Regions from separate parts of the Homo sapiens genome. Here all the other regions are linked to region 3. A link is a contact called in ENCODE Hi-C or POLR2A ChIA-PET data. All regions are on one chromosome and are shown on one strand. The core of a region is the stretch at or near the end of the contact, and the rest is flanking DNA. Distances in the headings are between cores, read along the strand shown.

What was found. A loop is a pair of places that touch in the nucleus more often than their neighbours do. ChIA-PET counts read pairs that join two places held with the same protein, here RNA polymerase II (POLR2A). Pooled maps may share reads with other maps.
Region 1: a map of B cell shows a loop between it and region 3 (7-fold over the local background). The contact joins the enhancer-like site here to the promoter of PPM1B-DT in region 3. A Hi-C loop is called at or near these places in 1 of 168 maps with a recorded cell type or tissue (B cell), 1 of 37 single-sample maps with no recorded cell type and 3 of 50 pooled maps. POLR2A ChIA-PET finds 5 or more read pairs at or near these places in 1 of 52 experiments (OCI-LY7).
Region 2: a map of B cell shows a loop between it and region 3 (21-fold over the local background). The contact joins the promoter of COX7A2L here to the promoter of PPM1B-DT in region 3. A Hi-C loop is called at or near these places in 3 of 168 maps with a recorded cell type or tissue (B cell, CD4-positive, alpha-beta memory T cell and naive thymus-derived CD4-positive, alpha-beta T cell) and 13 of 50 pooled maps. POLR2A ChIA-PET finds 5 or more read pairs at or near these places in 1 of 52 experiments (activated T-cell).
Region 4: a loop to region 3 is called in a pooled map, with 2.8 times the contacts of the local background. The contact joins the enhancer-like site here to the promoter of PPM1B-DT in region 3. A Hi-C loop is called at or near these places in 3 of 168 maps with a recorded cell type or tissue (naive thymus-derived CD4-positive, alpha-beta T cell and natural killer cell), 3 of 37 single-sample maps with no recorded cell type and 15 of 50 pooled maps. POLR2A ChIA-PET finds 5 or more read pairs at or near these places in 3 of 52 experiments (CD4-positive, alpha-beta T cell, naive thymus-derived CD4-positive, alpha-beta T cell and naive thymus-derived CD8-positive, alpha-beta T cell).

What each region holds. Positions count from the first base shown.
Region 1 is chr2:45,726,877-45,731,497 of GRCh38, reverse strand. All of the region lies in intron 1 of PRKCE (protein kinase C epsilon), which reads right to left. Among named protein-coding and RNA genes, the nearest start is that of PRKCE-AS1, 54 kb to the right of the region's middle. RefSeq lists enhancers at 1,162-1,301, 1,682-1,761. Within about 2 kb of position 2,242, at least 5 of the 41 ENCODE cell types and tissues checked have a DNase peak (open chromatin) inside an H3K27ac peak, as active enhancers do; they include B cell and OCI-LY7, where a contact is called at or near this core.
Region 2 is chr2:42,358,560-42,363,033 of GRCh38, reverse strand. It overlaps COX7A2L (cytochrome c oxidase subunit 7A2 like), which reads left to right and starts at 1,817. Exons shown (of 3, transcript NM_004718.4): 1 at 1,817-1,944. The coding sequence starts at 1,873. RefSeq lists enhancers at 1,077-1,166, 1,727-1,786, 1,156-1,899, 1,807-2,126, 1,900-2,644 and 1 more and a silencer at 1,357-1,526.
Region 3 is chr2:44,167,033-44,171,533 of GRCh38, reverse strand. It overlaps PPM1B-DT (PPM1B divergent transcript), which reads left to right and starts at 2,742. Exons shown (of 2, transcript XR_940034.3): 1 at 2,742-4,236. It overlaps PPM1B (protein phosphatase, Mg2+/Mn2+ dependent 1B), which reads right to left and starts at 2,659. Exons shown (of 6, transcript NM_002706.6): 1 at 2,260-2,659. RefSeq lists silencers at 2,099-2,308, 2,629-2,958.
Region 4 is chr2:42,825,361-42,830,199 of GRCh38, reverse strand. It overlaps the pseudogene CHORDC1P1. Among named protein-coding and RNA genes, the nearest start is that of TRI-TAT2-1, 17 kb to the right of the region's middle. Within about 2 kb of position 1,564, at least 7 of the 41 ENCODE cell types and tissues checked have a DNase peak (open chromatin) inside an H3K27ac peak, as active enhancers do.

The DNA.
Region 1 (4,621 bases), core at 993-3,492, 1.6 Mb before region 3:
TTAAGGAAGGAAACTCAACTTCTCCCAGTTTCCTGAAGAGACTCAGTAAATGAAAAACCTCCAGACAAATGATTTTTACTCCATCTCCCCACTTCTTTTTTGGCATCTCTCCCAGGCCAGACATTTATACATCACACCTGCATGAGCCACAGAACTGATGGTCCTAAAATACTGACCAGAAAACCACAAGGAATGGAGCTGCTCTGTCTAAGTGAATGCTCTGAGCCCAAGAGGCTGAGTTGTCATAGGCAAAAACTGTGCATAACTCCATTAAGACACCCCTTGCTCTCCTGACACTAGCTGTAATAACCATCTTCCTCTCTAAACACAAAGGCCAATGCTAACTAATAACAGAAATCAACAGGCCCTAAACTCACCAGTCTCTAAACTGTCCACAGTAGCCACTTTCTGCCTGAGAGTTCTCCCTGGTTAGAGAACACCCAGGCTCCCACTATTCCCACATTCCTATTTCCTTCACTTCAAAATTTTCATTAACAGCTTCCACTTGTTCTTCCACACCAGTCAGATTTTCCTTTTAGATAAATCCAGGAATATCATTGCTCCATAAAGGTAAAAATGTATTTTTAAAAATGTTTTACAAATAACAGCACTCTGTCTCCCATGATCTGTCGGGCAGACACACAAAATTAATTTTTTAATGGAAATTTCCTTGGGAGAAGTGTCTCTTCAGAGACAGAAAAGAAACTGGTAGCTCTTGAAAATTAAAAATGTTGTGCTTGCCAGGCATGGTAGCTCACACCTGTAATCCTAGCACTTTGGGAGGCTGAGGCGGGTAGATAGCTTAAGGCCAGGAGTTTGAGACCAGCCTGGCCAATGGGGTGAAACCCTGTCTGTACTAAAAATACAAAAATTAGCCAGGTGTGGTGGTGCACACCTGTAATCCCACCTACTAAGGTGGCTGAGGCACAAGAATTGCCTGAACCCAGGAGGCAGAAGTCGCAGTGAGCCGAGATTGTGCCACTGTACTCGAGCCTGGGCAACAGGGTGAGACTCTGTCTCGGGAAAAAAAAAAAAAAAAAAATTACAACTGGTGGCTCACAGTTGTAATCCCAGAGCTTTGGGAGGCCAAGGTAGGAGGATCACTTGAGGCCAGGAGTTTGAGACCAGCCTGGGCAACACAGCAAGACTCCATCTCTACAAAAATAAAAAATAAAAAATTAGCTGGGTATGGTGGCCCACACCTGTAATCCTAGCTACCCAGGAGGCTGAGATGGGAGGGTTGTTTGAGCCCAAAAACTTGAGGTTACAGTGAGCACCACTGCACTCAAGTCTGGGTGACAGAGCGGAACCCTGTCTCTAAAAAATTTATTTTTCCAGTGTTGTGCTCTGTTGTCCCCAAACGGCTCTTCAAGCCTGGCGTCTATGGTAACATGACTGTAACCTCAGTGCTGCCCTGCTAATGTGTGGTTTCTGTTTTTCTTCCTCTTTTCAAATCCAAGGTTAACCAACGGACTCAAAACATCCATTCTTGTCAATGTTGTTGAACTATAAAAGTATGACTCTATACCCTTAAAAAATGCAAAATGCCCAGGACCCAAAGATCTCCTCCATGCTGATCTGTTCCTCTTTTAAGACTCCAGGTGGAGCTAGTAGGAACTGCACTCCAGGCTTTGAGCCATTGACAGATCTGCTCCCCTTGAGGCAAGGTGGACGTACTAGTTCTTCCTCCGGTCAAGGATGGCCAGAGCAGTCTGGACCCACTCTGGCCTAATCAGCATCAGCATACAGGCTCATCATCCATTACACTACCAATGTCCCTTGGAATATTTTCTGCTCAAACTTAAAAAATAAGCCCCCATGGAGGATACAGCCTAGAATCTCTAGTACAGATTCAAAAATAGCTGTATTCCTGAGTATGCACATCCCTTCAAAACGGTGTAAAAATTTTCAGAAGCCAAGGGTCAGTGATCACAGCCTCACTGGGGCCTAAAAATATCCTTCAGGCTATTGCTGTAGGAGGGGGAAAAGGAATCGGAAAGTAATGAAGGGGGACACATAGATGCATATGATGGAGGCTCCAGGGAGGGCCGAGCTGGCTTGATATCACATCTACACTGGCTGTCTCATAAGCGTATTAGGATCACACCCTTTGATAATAAAGAGGATGCAATGACCCCTGCTAAGAAGACACAGGCTTGAGCTGAGGATGGCTTTCATGGCACCTTTCATCTACTTTCTCTCTACTCTATCTTGCTCAGTCTCCCATAAGCCAGTGCAAACAGAGACTGCACTGTGTCCTCCACCGCCCTATGTGAATTAACCAGCAAGGATCCTGGTATAAGTGACGTGGTATCAGCTCCTTCGGGTCCCAAGGACAATGCCTCTGTTCCATTGATCAAGGCTTTGGAACTCCTTCCTTTGGAGTCCAGGCTTCCAAGTCATCATGGTAGCCATGGTCGGAATCCTACCTTGGCAAGTTGAGAGCAAGATCCCTGGTGGGGCAGTGAAAAAGAAAGACGATGGGAAGTGAGGGAAGAAGTGGGAATAGAGGCAGCCTCACTTGGCAAACACAGTGCAGCACAGCCTACCAGTTAGGAGCCAGTGCCCCAGTGCCACCGTATACTGAGTTCAAATCTTTGCTAACACCCAGCTCCAACACCCAACTCTAAACACATTACTCAACCTCTCTAACCTTAAAGGAGAGATGATGGTCATACCTTCCTCATACAGTTGTTATGAAAAATAAGTGACATGATGCATGAAAAGCACTCAGCACAGGGCCTCAATAATTAGCAGCTGTTATTGCTCAGATACTGAAAACAAACCATGAACTGGTGAAGACAGACCTCAACTTACAGTCAGGCAACCTGGGGGCTTTCAGTTCCCCATCTGTAAAACAAGGGGCTGAGAATGAAGGTTCCTTCCAGCTCAGACACTCTAGAAGTCTGTGACTAAGATACAAAGATTCCAGCGGCACGTGGGCATTACAACTGTAATATAAAATGACACCCAATAGCACTTGCACCACCCTCAAAGCAAGCAGCATGCACAAGAGGATACTGTGAAGAGTGCGTGTGTTTGGGCATGGGACTATTGGGGGAAGGGTTCTGGTGAAGAAGGGGCCAGTGAAATGGCATTGCTTAGATTGTTCTCTGGCTTGCTAGTCCAACATCCAGGAATGTTTCTGGCCTTCTAGGTATGAAGCAGGCAATTAGGGTCTTATAAAAATAAAAATAAAAAATTTCACTTAAAATCAAGAGGGAGAAATTTCTACTTGCCCTAACCTTGATCCTTTGCCCTTTGAAGCCAAAACAGATACTACCCTTAATTTATTTAGAGTAGCTTCTCACCCATCACCTTACTCCCTTGATGGGATACGAAGGACTTTCTGAAAGGATGTGGAGTCACACTTTGAAAAATACACTTACACAGAAGGAGCAGGCTTGAAAAGAAAAGATACGCTTAAACAGAAAGCGAGGCATGGTGTTTACTCAAGAGACCATCTCCCTCAGCCTGGTTTAAGCCAGTAAGGGCTTTATTTTCCATCTTGGCTTCCCAGAGTTTACTGTAAAAATACATGCCCTGGCTGGGCCCGGTGGCTCACGTCTGTAATCTCAGCACTTTGGGAGGCCGAGGCAGGCAGATCACGAGGTCAGGAGTTTGAGACCAGCCTGACCAACATGGTGAAACCCCGTCTCTACTAAAAATACAAAAATTAGCTGGGTGTGGTGGCGGGCACCTGTAATCCCAGCTACTCAGGAGGCTGAAGCGGGAGAATCGCTTGAACCCAGGAGCCAGCGGTTACAGTGAGCCGAGATCGCACCACTGCACTCTAGCCTGGGTGACAGAGCGAGACTCCGTCTTAAAAATAAAATAAAATAAAATAAAACACATGCCCCAATGTGAAGTCAAGAAGCAGAGTCCAACCAATGCAATGGCAAGAAACTAAAGGCATCAGGGAGCAAATGATGGCCAGCAGAACATCTGGGTGGAATGACAGATGTTGTACAAAAGCTTGGTCAAATCCTCTAAGCTACCTGGAATGCCCTCCCTCCTAGTCCAAATCCTCTTATCCTTATCCTTTAGGCAGAGTTTGAACCCCGTCCTCCGGGAAGCCCCCAGTGATCTCTCCCATTAGAGGTACCCACTCCCACTTTTGTGCACTGGTTGGACATACACAACATTCCGCCATTGCTTGTCTTCTACCTTCAATACACATCAGTTTCCATAAAAAGACTTCCAAAAGATCTTACTGTATCTCCCTTATCACCATGTATTTGGTTTATGCTAAATAAATAACTATGGCCTTAAGAGGTAGGTAAGCTGTTCTTGTCTACACAGTTTTCTACTCCGGAGAAGACTGCATCATTTGCCTAACAAGGATTAACTCTGCCCCATCACATAAAATTAACTTCACCTTGGGCAAACAGGGACTGTACTATGACATGCATCCAGGTATACATCTTTATCTAGAAAATTTGCTTAGCAAATGGCAGGTCTATTAATAAAAACTCTAAGGTCAAATCTCAAACTCAATAGAGCTTGTCAATATTAAGCCTTCGCATACATTTTTAATCTTATTTCCCATGAGGAAAGTAAGGGCCAGAAAGGTTAAGTGGTTTTCCCAAGGTCACCCAGCTAACAAGCAGCAAAGTCAGCC
Region 2 (4,474 bases), core at 568-3,067, 1.8 Mb after region 3:
GCGTGGTGGCGCGCATCTGTGGTTCCAGCTACCCGGGAGACTGAGGTAGGAGAATCACCTCAGCCTGGGAAGTCAAGGCTGCAATGAGCCGAGATCACACCACTGTACTCCAGCCTGGGACAGAGTGAGACCCTGTTTCAAAAAGAATTTAAAAAAAAAAAAAAAAAAAAGGAAATCACTAGTCCCAAACCACTTATCCTTGGAGAAATATGGACATAAACCCAAATTGCATGTTCTTTCCATTATATCACAGTGTCTCTTTGTAAAAGTGGCAACTTTGGGCTGGCTTACATGAATTCGCTGAAACCTTTACAACATATTGGCGGTGCTGAATACTTGGGGCTCTTGAACGTAAGCCTGCAACCAGGATGCTGGTGTACACCCTCACCCTGGAATGCTCAGCCTTGATCCTCCTCTTTTCAGAATGGCTTCATATCTATTTATTTGTAACATAGTGCTTAACAGTAGGAAGTCTTGAGCCAAATGCCTAGCTCTGCCACTTATCCCTGACCTGAGCAAGTTACTTAGCTTCTCCAGGCGTCATTTTCCTGTATTCTAAAATGGAGATGATAATAGCATTTACCTTATAGGATTGTTGTGAAGATTAAATGAGTTTAGGGCAATGCTATATATAGGTTAGTATCATCCATCAATTTGCAACATGATTTCATAAGTGCATCTAGAATATGCTTGTGTAAACCTATGGTTAGATGATGAAGCTAAGAAAAGCCTGAGTCCATCCCTGGAGAGTAAGAAACTAGTATACTCCTTTTACACAGTACCTTGCACACAGCACAGGCTTAACAGACATATTTAAATTGAACTGAAGCGAATACTACCAGAACTGAAAGTGGTAGTTCCAGATCTTTCAGGCTCAAGGTCCAGATTTTACAAGTGTTTCTGATCACCCTCCCCCTACCTCATTTATCGCAAAGAGCAGAGGCCAGGAAAAGGATGAATAATCAATGACCTTAAAACTCAGGTGAGAATAAAAACCAGTTCTGAGAAACCGTGTGACATTTACATCCTGGTACCTGAGCTTTAGATCACTCTGCATGTGTATTTCCTCTGCACAAAGCCCAGGAGGCTACTTTTATATTATTGGGGCAAATCTCCCAACAGCCCTGGGTACTAAACAGCCTTCAGCAGGTGCTTCCAAATTTTCTTATTTGCTTCAACTCCCAGGTTGCCAGGGGAAGCTTGGCCGACAAGTCTATACTCCTGGGCAGACTGAGCAACAGCAGGTGGTGGCTTCTGGATAAGAGGTGCTCTAGGTCGGAAGGAAATAAATGAGACTACGATCAGTTAAAGTTCGGTAAAGCAAGAGACGCCTTCAACCCGACGACCAGACGGTGGCTCCGCAGCACAGACTCTCTCGGATGGTGGAATTCCCAACCGGCTTCGATGTAGCCCCGCCCCTACCCAGACCACGCCCACCAATCACCGCCCTCTCCCCCCCAGGCCCCGCCTGGAGCCCGCCCCTCCTAAAGCATGCTCCACCTGACTCCGACACTGCCGGGCTTAGTCCGCCGGGCTTAGTCCGTGGAGCGCTTGCGCATTTCTTGAGTTGTCGTGGCACTGCCCAAATCTGAATGGGGGAAAGAGGGAACTTCATATTTCCTACAGACTCCGCCACAGCGACTTTGCGTGCTCTCTTAGAGCTGGTTTTGCCTTTCGTGGTCCTGAGAACCCTGGCTTTTGGTTCCCCAATGCGGCTTAAGTGTGCAGGTTTTAAGTTAGGCGATCTTCGGGCAGCCCTAGTCCCAGCACCGGGTCCTTGCGCTGAGTCTCGGGACCACAGCCGGGGAGGCGGGGTCCTTCTCTGGGGCGGTCGCGTTGGCAGCGGATGCGGGAAGCCGGACTCTGGGCGTCATGTACTACAAGTTTAGTGGCTTCACGCAGAAGTTGGCAGGAGCATGGGCTTCGGAGGCCTATAGCCCGCAGGTACGAGTGGCGCCTGGCCAGCTCGGACATGAGAAGTGGCGGCCCTAGCCTCGGCGACAGGCAGTCGCGGCGTTGGAGCCAGGGGAGGCTTCTGCCCGCGGTCGAGTTCGTCTCTGTTCTCCTTGCACCTCCCGGGGCCTCTCCACACCAGCGTACGGTGGTCACTGAGGCTTCTTTTTGTGTACCTGCTCACCTGGCGGGGGCTGGCCTGGCGTGGAAGTTTGGTCTGGCTCACTGCAGGGGTCAAGGTGACCCCCGGGGTCACTTGTCTAAAAGGGATGGTTTGTGGGGGTCCCCAGTGTGACCCGAGTCAGAGGTCCGGCCTTCTCCCTCAATTCGAAGACATCTGGCTTTCGGCCTCCTTGTCGTTTGTCATCTGCCAGAGCCCCATAGGCAGCCTCACTTGAGCTCGAGATTAGAGAGCGCGGGGCTATAAAGGCGTTTAGAGAAACCATGGTGCAGGGGGTTGGGGGGCTATGATCTGGGTTGGGAAATTTAACAGGTTACTTAACACGTCCAGGGAGGGAAGTTGCATGCAGCGAGGTTACACTTTCCCGATTGTAAAATATTTGACAGATGCTCGTTGTTTGGGTTGTCTGAAAAGTATTCCATTTCACGCAGATTCTACCAATTGGAGTTTGACTCTCCAGCATGTGTTGGGGGTAAACATGAGGGATTTTAGAGCCCCAGACGTGCCTTTTCAAATCATGGCGTTTTCCGCTTTAATTGTGTGACCTTGGCCAAGTTATTTAATTTATTGTGAGCTCAGTTTCATCCAGGGCGGCGTTAGTACACATTAAATGAAGTGTGTCAAGTGACTAGCAGTTTGGGCAGGTGGTTGGTTCTGGATAAGTGTTAACTGTTCACCAGAAGCTGTCTGAGATAGTATATTCCCTCCTAATCCTCTAGAGAAGTGTGGGAAGTGTCGGTGAGATACGCAGTTAGACTGCAGTAGTGAGGGGCCCAGATGAGGTGTAAAGGATACTCCATTACTGTTGCTTCATTTCCTTTTTCTGTGGGACACTGCAGCTTGCCCAAGAGGCAGATGTTTAAGAAAGATTTCAGGTCTGGTACCGTGGCTCACGCCTGTAAATCACAGCACTTTGGAAGGCCGAGGCCGAGGGTCGCTTGAGCCCAGGAGTTTGAGATCAGCCTGGGGCAACATAGTGAGACCCTGTCTCTAAAAACAAAAACAGATGATTCTAATCTCAGATAAGAAGGGCAAGTTTTTTTTTTTTTTTTCGGGGGTTAGTGGGGGAGTTGCGGTGGGAACGGGAAGGAAGAGTTTAGGGTTTATAAATGTTGAGTTTGTGATATGTCATGCTTGGTAGCAGCTAGATTTTTGAATATGGAGTTTAATAAACTTGGGTGTCTTCAGCCCATAGGTGGTAATTTGTAGGGAAGAAAGGTTGGATTATAGTTAGAGTATAGAAACATGAGGGAAGGGTGGAGAAGGAGAATGTGTTTAAAGAATAGTCCGGATGAGAAGGGAAACCAGTGTGGTCTCACTGAAACCGAATTGGTAATGACTTGTAAGGAAGGAATAGTCAGCAGTGTTGCACTTCTTTTACAGATTATGTGAGAAAATGGCCATTTCTATCATCTGCTTCTATGAAATGTATTCTCCAGTGTATGGATATTAAATGTTACAGTTTGATGAGTTTGGACAAACCCATGTACTGTATAACCACACCTCCCTCAATATGCAAGATGTTACATCATCCCAGGAAGTTCCCTTGTACCCTCTGTCAATCCCTGCCACCTTCTTATTCTGACTTTTATCATCATAAATAGATAGTTTTGCCTTTTTTTGAACTTCATGTAAATGGAACCAGCTCTGACCCAGGCTGGAGTGCAATGGCACAGTCACAGTTCACTGTAGACTCACTCCTGAGCTCAAGTAATCGTCCTGCTTTTGCCTCTGAAAATGTTGGAATTACAGATGTGAGCCGCCGTGTCTGGCTGCTCAAAAAATATTTTTGAGGTTAGTCCGTGTTGTACGTATCAGTAGTTAATTCCTTTTATCCTCTTATTCTTCTGTGGGATTTCATTTTATAAATATATCACAGTTTATTCTGTTGGTGGTAGTAGATGTTCTTTTATTTATTTTTTTAAAATATTTTTTGAGACAGGTTCTTGCTGTGTTGCACAGCCTGATCTCGAACTCCCCGGCTCAGGCAGTCCTGTCACCTCAGCCCCCTGAGTGGCTGGGGTTACAGATGTGTACCACCACACTTGGTTTATGTTCTTTTAATATATCTTCAGCATAATCTAGGTTTTGTTGCTTAGTAAGAAAAAAGTAAATTTTTCGACTAAAAACTGGCATATTGTAATAAAATGGGCGCTCAGCAGAGATTACCTTGCGATGAGTTTGATATAGATAGGGCTTTCAGATTTCTAGTACCTCTCCTCGTGAATCGTGTTTCTCTTGAGAATTTGAACTTCTTAGTTACTTAAAGATTTCTTAAACTATGTTGAAAAGAAGTGATACTGTGTAGGCTTTATATGAATTGTAAATTTCTGAGTGATT
Region 3 (4,501 bases), core at 1,493-3,992:
TTAATGAATCACCACAATCACTAAGTGATACCGTGGCCAATTCTAAGCTTCCAAGACTGCCAAGACATAATCAGCATCATATTTTAATTCAAAAGATTCCATAAAAAATGTTTGTTATAGAAAAGATAACTTTCAACAAGAGCCACTTTTTCTGACCCTGTCAACCTGTGAATCAGCTGTTCTTAGAAGCACAGTTACTTGGACACTACACTATTCCTTCAGATGATGTAATCTTAAGGAATTTAGTAATTAGGTGAATTACTAACATAAAACAGTATTTACTGACATGACTAAATTGAAAGGCCTTTCACCTATTCCTAGAGTCTTCACAGAAATCAGACACCCAGTGTAAGAAAACGGTGTTGAAAGCTCTGCTGGTCACTTCAAAGAGAACAATCACTTCAACAAATCCAGAGGATAATGTACTAGAAACTGGGGAAATCTTACAGTATGAAAGCTCAAATAAAAATACTCGTGCTAATATACAGCAACAAAAAGAACCACTGCAGAAACTGTTGTAAGACTTCATGAGAGCAAAAACAAATGAAGAGGCGAAAACACAACAACCATTAAGACAAAAAAAAAGACAAAGAAGGCATTGAGAGAAGAAGCACAAAATAAAGATTATCCCTGAAAATGTGTGGACTAAAATATTCTGTTCTAAATACTTAATTTTAAAATTTCGATTAGAACAACACACTGTCCATTTGGCAGACCTACAAAAACATTTCCTTAAAAAATTACCATTACTTCAACTATATTTTTAAAAGGCCTGTACACTTGGAAAAGACTATCATAATAATTAGAATAACTTGTCTCACTATTTACTTAGAAATGCCCCATTTAAAAGTAGGCCAACAATAGGAACTTTGCTATTGCACAACAGAGAAAGTAAATGAAATAACATCTATTAACATTCAGCGTCCATGGCATGTTTCTCCATCTCCTAGAACATACTGTGACTTACACTGTCTACTCTGAACAATTTACCACTTCTTCATCCATGCAGTAGCTCAAATAAAGACAGTTCCTGTGTTAATCCCACAGTAAGCCTCAGTAATTCTCACATCACCGTAGTTGTAAACGTTTGTTAACAGAAAAAGAATGTTTTTCCTAAAATAGCTACATAACACTAAGACTACTCAAATTCCTAAATAATCCTTTTACAACATGCCTGCCAACTTTATTTTGATACATTAAACATGTGGAGCCTATTTTAAAAGCTCTTTAACTGTGACTATCAAAACAACTTCCCAGTTATTAACGTCTCTTTTTAAAAAAGTTTTCAAGTTGTTCTTAGAAGAAATTGAATATTGATGAATTTGGGCTGCTATCAAACGCCTAAGAAGCACTTTTTTTGCCGAATAAGATGGGCAAACGTCCCAGATCTGCTAAATCTGATATGAGAGGTCATGCAAGTTTAAAAAATGAAGAAATAACTATTTCCAACACTCACTGAGTCCTTCATTTAAAAAATTATTTTCGGTGTTATTTTCACACTTTACGTTTAATAATACAATTTTTTCAAGGTTGTTAGGCTTAAACTATGAAAAACTGATTTACCACATATGGCTAGTCAGTCTATACTCTTAATGGGGCTCCGGTAGATTTGGGGTACTGACAATAAGTGGCAGTTTCAATTAAGAACTTCACTGTTAGGAATGACATCCGAAAAGGATGGTGCTAGGGAAGACAGGCAAGAGATGCCGGGGTACGAAGAAAAGAGAAACACACAATTTAAAGCCACTAAGGAGGGAAGGCGAGGGTAGAACGCATAGACAGCAGAGAAAGACGATTTAACAAGGAAGTGAAGTGGAGCGCAGAGTAGGGCAGAAGCTGATGAGGAAACGAATGGTAAAAGATAGTGTTTTCAAACAGGGCATGCACCAGGAAGAGAAGCGCCAAGGCTTGGGGTAGCCCCAGTGCTTTCGTGTGAAAGAGATGCTTGCAGACTGAAGCGGAGGGAAGAGAGAATCAGTCAGCTTCCAGGCGTTCCAGCAAACTCCCATTCTCTCCCTGCGCCTCTCCCAGACCTCAGCCCAGCGGAGGCGGCGGCCGGGGAAGGGGCCTATACCCGAGAGCCAGGCCCGGCGTTCCCCTGCCTAGGCTCCGCGGCAGCAGGGAAAGCAGCGAGGATTCGGAAGGACAGAGGCCCCGGCCGCGGCTCGGCAGCACCGCGAAAACCTGCCCAGGGCCCGGGGCCTCGGCGGCGCGGCCGGTCAGCCGCTTCCCCTCCGGCGGGGTGCCGGGCGGCCTTACCTGAGGCAAGGGAGGGAGAAGATGTCTAGGGCGCCTCGCTCGCGCCCGCCGCGGTACTCAGCCCAAGTTTCCAACGGAGGCGCGACCCTGACTCAGCCGCCGCTTCCCCCTCGGGGTCTCGACCGCCGCCTCCGGGGCTGTTTACACCGCCCGGCCCCTCACGCCGCCGCCGCCGCCGATGCCGCCTTCTCTCCACCCTAGCGCCGTTGCCGATTCGGCCGCCGCCACCTCCTCCGCCGCAGCCTCGTCTCTCTGGAGCATCTTCCAACCACCGAACCCTGAGAATCAGAGACTCCAGCCGCGCCGGCAGGAAACTCCCCCGCAACTGCTAGGGGAACGAGGCCGTCAGAGCACCGGCGGCTTTTCCGCCATTGAGCAGAAGCCGCTCGGCTCCTTTTGCAACCCCCTCCCCGCACCCTAGTCCTTCCCCGCCCCTCAGGGTGCCCCGCCTCCAGCTGCCACCCACTGGGATGCCGCGCGCCCTCTCACGGCCCCCGGTTTGCTGGGAGTCTTGTCAATCACCGCTCCCCCTCCCCGTGCTGCTCCCTCGGCACCTCCGTACTTCGTTTACCCCGCCCACCCGGCCCCGCCTCTGGGTTTCTAATTTCCCATTGGGCATCAGTGGCTACTTTCAATAGGCAAGGTCAGCTGTCCATCAAACACCGCCCACTAAGTGAGACCCAACCCTTTATTACCATTTACTTTATTCGGCCCCGCCTCCGCTAGGTCCTACCTCCCGAACGTCAGGGACCAGCCCCCGCTACCAGCCATAAGTAGAGCCCTCCGTCAATCAAATAACGCCCACCTGCGCTCCTCCTAGCAAAGCCCCGGCCCCAGCGATTGTCTTTTCTTATTGGTCCAACTCGTGATCCGAACCCCCAGTCACTGGCTTTCTTGCGGGTCAGTCACTGAGCCAATTTCCAAGTCCGTCACACCGGCTTTTTTCAAATGAACGCGCAAAAGGCGGGGAAGTATCTGGAAAGCGATTGGTTCGTCCTAGAAAACGGTCAAACCCGGAGAGTCTGTACGGATCCTTTCCGTTCTGTGAGGACCGTGCCCCCTTGTATTTGACCTCTAAGCCTCGCGTAAAAGAAGCGCCATAAGGGACCAACGAGCAGTCCAGCTATAGGTGTGGACGCCTGGTCCCACCCGGAATTGCAGGGGCTTGGCTACTGATTGGCTAAGAAAGTCCTCCTAGGCCCTCATTGGAGGATCTAAACGCCTCTCTTCGGCGTGGAGACGGGAAGGGACGACTCAGACGAGGACAAGAAGTGGGCAGGGGAGAGGCGGTTGTTTTGCTTCAGCCGCGGGTGGGGCGCAGGCGAGAGTGGGAAACTGGGAAGGCCGGGCTCTGGGGAGGTGTTGCGGGGAGGGGAAAGGCCCGGATGTTCCCTAACAATGAAATCATCGCCGACCTATCAGAGCCGCCGAGCTGGGATACCTGCCTGACCTGTACCCCGGAGGGAGAAGAGTGGGCGGGAAATTGGGGTGTCGGAAGAACCTGGAAAGCAACGTGAGAAAGTGGGACAGGTGTTCCCTTCAGGAGGATTTTGTGCTATTAGAGATTATTTTTATACCAGCCCTTGACATTTCCGTATTTTGTTTCTCAGTCGGCATTGATATTAAAACTCCCAGCCTAGTCTCTTGACATGGACTTGTTCATTTCGCAGTTATTGAGCGCCTACTGTTTGCCAGGTACTGTATGTAGAACTGGAGATACAAAAATAAATTAGGCAATCGCAGTACAAGATGATAGGTACTACAATTGAAACATGCACAAGGGCTGGTGACGACATAAAGGGTCTTCCTTGTGCATAGGTTTACCAAGAAAGGCTTCACAAAGACACAGGATGAGTCAAGAATGAATGATAGGGGTTTAACAGGCCGATGGGGAAAGTGGACATGACTCCTCCAGCTATCAAATTAGACGATGCTGCCATGTTAATTCTCCAAACGAGAAACAAAAGTGTAATAGAGGTATTCTAATACTTACCTTAGGATATATATATATATATATATTTTTTTTTTAATCCGAATGTCCTAAAAGAACTTAAACCTATTTCCTACTTTGGTGTAAAATGGTTTGGGCAGACAATTTAAGCTTAGACCCAACAGAGTGCTATTCAGGTTAGGGGCTGTCAATGTTTTATAGAAAAGGGCAAATTTAGTAATAGGACAATTGTCCAGGCCGTCATAAGGACGGCAGAAACAAAGACTTAATTGCAATTCGGGTTTTTTTGTT
Region 4 (4,839 bases), core at 315-2,814, 1.3 Mb after region 3:
AAGGGGATTAGAAGGATAACAAGCAGAGCCAAGCACTGGCCCACTCACCCCTCCCTGAGAGAAAGAAGCCCTTGTCCCCAACTCACATTGGAACTCTGGGAAGAAGTGGCATCCCAGGCAGCTGCAAACCAACTCGGCCTCTGCCTCCAGCACCAGGGCTCCCCGGTAAGGGAGAGGCACCACTAAAGTTCAGCTTTCAAAGCCAACTTCCATTCCTGTGAGCCAGCAGCCCTACTGGGGCCATGGTGGCACAGCTAGGAGACTTGGTGGGGAGGAGGGGCCCAGGTGCAGGAGGGCTGGCCAGCCAGGGGCGCCACATGGGCTCTAGTCAGATCAGGAGGGACTGGACCATGAGTTTCATAAACTCAGCTTCTAGTATGATCAGTGGCCAGGAGGGACAGGGGACCTTGCTGGGTCTAGAGGACACCACACCCCAGGATCCCAACTCATGCCTCCTACCAGATGCCACACAAGCTGCCCTTGACTGTCTACAAAACCCCAACAGCACCACAGTGGGAGAAGCTGGGCAAAGCAGTCTGAGAACTAAGCATTTTATCCAAGAGAAATTAATAAGATCACTTAACAAGACCGGCTAAACTCTCTGGCCCCAGGATGTTCAAATCAAGTTGAAAATTTCATTGTTTTTCTCGCTTATCATCAGGCAGGGGTTGGAAGAAAGGCCAGATTCATTATAGACTCATAAATAAGGAAATTACCTTTTTTTTGCACAAATAAATTATAGAGTGAATTAAGTTTTCAACTCTGTTGCACACACAAAAATAGAGGAATTCCTGCTGCCCCACTGCAATGCTGGCTGACTTTTCCAACCAAAGACAAGGACCCAAGCCTTCTGGATCCCCAGTTCCCTCCTCCAGGTGGTGGGGGACACCGTTGTGGCAGAGAGAGGTAAGGTCCCCCTTCAGCCTAAGTGGTCACATTAGCCCTCTTGGGCTCATGCACCAGATCCTGCTCTCCTGGCTTATCTGTGTTTCTTTGAGGGGAGGAATGAGATTTTCATTTTCTTTCCAGGCCCTTCCCATTCAGGGCATTTCAGATCCCTCCTTCCCATGACCCCTGAAATGAATTGGGTGAAGAATGGTCCCCTGCCCTACACGCTGCATGTCTGGGAGAGGCCAGAGGTGGAGCCGGCACATGCAAAGGCAATGCTGCCACCTGCTGGCGCCACGAAGAGACACAGCAAAGGTGGGCAACCAAACCCCATTAGCCCTGGGGGAACTGCACAAGGATGTCTTGCAGCTGAATGGTACCTTTTTCCAATGCAGCTTCTTACCTGTTCCCTCATTTAGTCATCCAGTATGCCGGCTGGAACAAGAACATCATCCCATTTTATGGACGAGACAACTGACACCCATGAAAGGGCAGAATGCTGACTGAGGTCACATGTGTGGGGATGGCTTGAAGGCAATGCTCAGTCTCCTGCTTCCCAGCCAAGAGTTGTGTCCCCTCGTCAGTGCTCAGATGAGGTGTCTCAGAAAACGAGGGACCCCTATGAACAAGGTTTACGGGGCCATCCTCAACATCCAGGGAGGAAGAGTGAGGGCGGAGGGCACCAAGCAGTAATGCCCACCCTGCAGCTGGCTCAGGGCCTGATACACGTGTACAGCAACTCTGTTTCCCAAGGGTTCACACACCTTCCACACAGATTTTGTGGGTTTTTTTGTAGAGAAGGGGGTTTGTCCTGTTGCCCAGGCTGGTCTCGAACCCCTGGGCACAAGTGTGATGTTACTTTTCGATAAAGATCTGGAAGAGCTGACTCCTGCCCTAGGCCCGTGAGTCCTAATCTAAAAAACAGACGGTGAAAGAGGCAAGAGTCATCTTCCCAAATGGCAGCTGCAGGCGAAGTAGGTGGGGGGAACTCGCAGACGATGTTGTGTGGTCAGCAGGTGTGAGATGACCGGGCTGCATCCTCTCCCGCTGGGTGCTCAGCACTCGACTCTCCTCTTTGTTCCTGGCTCTTCCAGCCCAGGTCTTCATTTGGCGGAAACAGCCTGGAGGACAGAAAAAGTGCCTCTTCTCTGCCCGAGACCCTTCCCACGCGCACACGCCATGGGGAAGCAGCTCTTCCCTTTTCCCGACGTGGGAGATGACTGGGCCGGTGGGAAATCCCATGATTCCCCGGCAGCGGTCCATGTCCCTCCTGACAGCGGTCAGCGGTCAGCCTCACTTCCAGGACTCTGCATTGTCCCAAGCCTCCTCCTCTCCAGACCTTCTTCGCACCTCTCCCCGCGATTCTTGTCCTGGTAGGGTCCAGGAAACGCTGAAAGCTACGGATAGGCCCCCACGTTGCCCCGCAGGGTGCGGATGAAATCGCTGTCGGAGGCTGGTCCTGTGGCCGGCCCTGCCTGTCTCCTGGACCGAGAGGAGCCTTCTATGGCAGAGCCGCAGCGCCACCGTGTGGTAGAAGTCCGTCTGCACGGCCAGAAACGGCGGCTCAGAGCGGGCCCACAGAAATCCTTGTAATAGTCCACTGTCAAGGCCGGTGCTAGCGACACGGGAGTGGCAAATGCACCCTCTTGCCGTTCCCGGTGTTTGGGCCTTGCCTGTGACGGTGGGAAAAGAAAATGGCCTTGCTGTGCTACAACCGGGGCTGCGGTCAGCGCTTCGATCCTGAGATCAATTCCGATGATGCTTGCATATGCCACCCAGGTGTTCCAGTCTTTCACGATGCATTAAGGATTGGTCTTGATATAAGAGAAGAACAATTGATTTTTCTGATTTCTTAAGCATTGTAGGCTGTACAAAAGGTAGACATAATAGTGAGAAGCCACATGAGCCAGTCAAACCTGAAGTAAAGACTACTGAGAAGAAAGAACTATCTGAATTGAAACCCAAATTTCAGGAACACATCATTCAAGCCCCGAAGCCAGTAGAAGCAATCAAAAGGCCAAGCCCAGATGCACCAATGACAAATTTGGAATTAAAAATATCTGCCTCACCTGATAAACTTAAACTGTCATCAGGGAATGAAGAAGATAAGAAAGAAGAAGAGGCCAAGCGTGGTGGCTCACGCCTGTAATCCCATCACTTTGGGAGGCCGAGGCGGGCGGATCACAAGGTCAGAAGATCAAGACCATCCTGGCCAACATGGTGAAACCCCGTCTCTATTAAAAATACAAAATATTAGCCGGGCGTGGTGGTGCACACCTGTAGTCCCAGCTACTTGGGAGGCTGAGGCATGGGAATTGCTTGAACCTGGGAGGCAGAGGTTGCAGTGAGCCAAGATTGCACCACTGCACTCCAGCCTGGCAACAGAGCAAGACTCCACCAGAAAAAAAAAAAAAAAACAAAAAGAGAGCAACAAGACTGATGAAATTAAGATTGGGACCTCATGTAAGAATGGAGGGTGTTCAAAGACATATCGGGGTCTAGAGAGTCTAGAAGAAGTCTGTGTGTATCATTCTGGAGTACCTATTTTCCATGAGGGGATGAAATACTGGAGCTGTTGTAGAAGAAAAACTTCTGATTTTAATACATTCTTAGCCCAAGAGGGCTGTTCAACAGGGAAACACATATGGGCTAAAAAGGATGCTGGGGAAAATGTTCCACGTAGAGAGGACTGGCATCAGACTGAAGGTGAAGTTACCATTTCAGTATATGCTAAAAATTCACTTCCAGAACTTAGCCGAGTAGAAGTAAATAGCACGTTGTTAAATGTGCACATTGGATTTGAAGGAGAGAAGGGATTTCATCAAAATGTGAAATTATGGGGTGTGACTGATGTAAAGTGAAGTTATGTAACTATGACTGCAACAAAGATTGAGATCACTATGAGAAAAGCTGAACCGATGCAGTGGGCAAGCCTTGAACTGCCTGCAGCCAAAAAGCAGGAAAAACAAAAAGACAACACAACAGATTGAGCGGGACATGGGAGGAAGGCTATTACGTATTTCAGAATTCTTAATACTGTGTGAAGTGGTGACTTGCTGCTGTCATCTTTTGTTTTGTTGTTGTGTTACTCAATCGGGCATTTCAGGGTTAACATTAGGTTCTTAAAAGCCAAAGTCAGTTTGTCTTTTTGTGCCTCTCACCTTTCTTTTGTGTTATGTAAGATTGATTATTCGTTTCTCCTTACTGGTAGGAACCATAGTTGTGTCCTGTACTTGAAGAAGCTAGAAAATCTCCCATAACCATAATTGCAGTATTTCTTCGTATTTCTCTGTTAAGCAGAGAAATATTAAGAACATGATATTTACTTCTTTCTATTATTCCATAATTAGTAAAGGAAGATGAAGTGTCCATTTTTAATCAGTTTTTACATGGATTTATGTTCTTACATTATTTGAAAATATTTAAGAAAGAGATGAAGCTCTGCAGTTTTTTCTATGTGGGATGATTACTTTTTTAAGGAAGATTAATTCTGAGGTAGTGTAGTAAGTAAAGAGGAATATATAAATTGTTTAACAAATTAGAATTTGTTTACAACTAATTGAATTTTTAAATTACGTCAAAACTTACATTACTTGCCAAGCAGTATGATGTAAGAGTATAGGAAACATAAAATAAGAATACAGAGGTATCAATTTGGTTAAAATTCACCATTTTAGGCTGGGCACGGTGGCTCACGCCTGTAATCCCAGCACTTTGGGAGGTCGAGGTGGGAGGATCACAAGGTCAGGAGTTCGAGACCAGCCTGGCCAATATGGTGAACCCTCGTCTCTACTAAAAATACAAAAAAATTAGCTGGGCATGGTGGCACATGCCTGTAATCCCAGCTACTTGGAAGGCTGAGGCAGGAGAATTGCTTGAATCTGGGAGGCAGAGGTTGCAGTGAGCCGAGATCACGCCACTGAACTCCAGCCTGGGTGACAGAGCAAGATT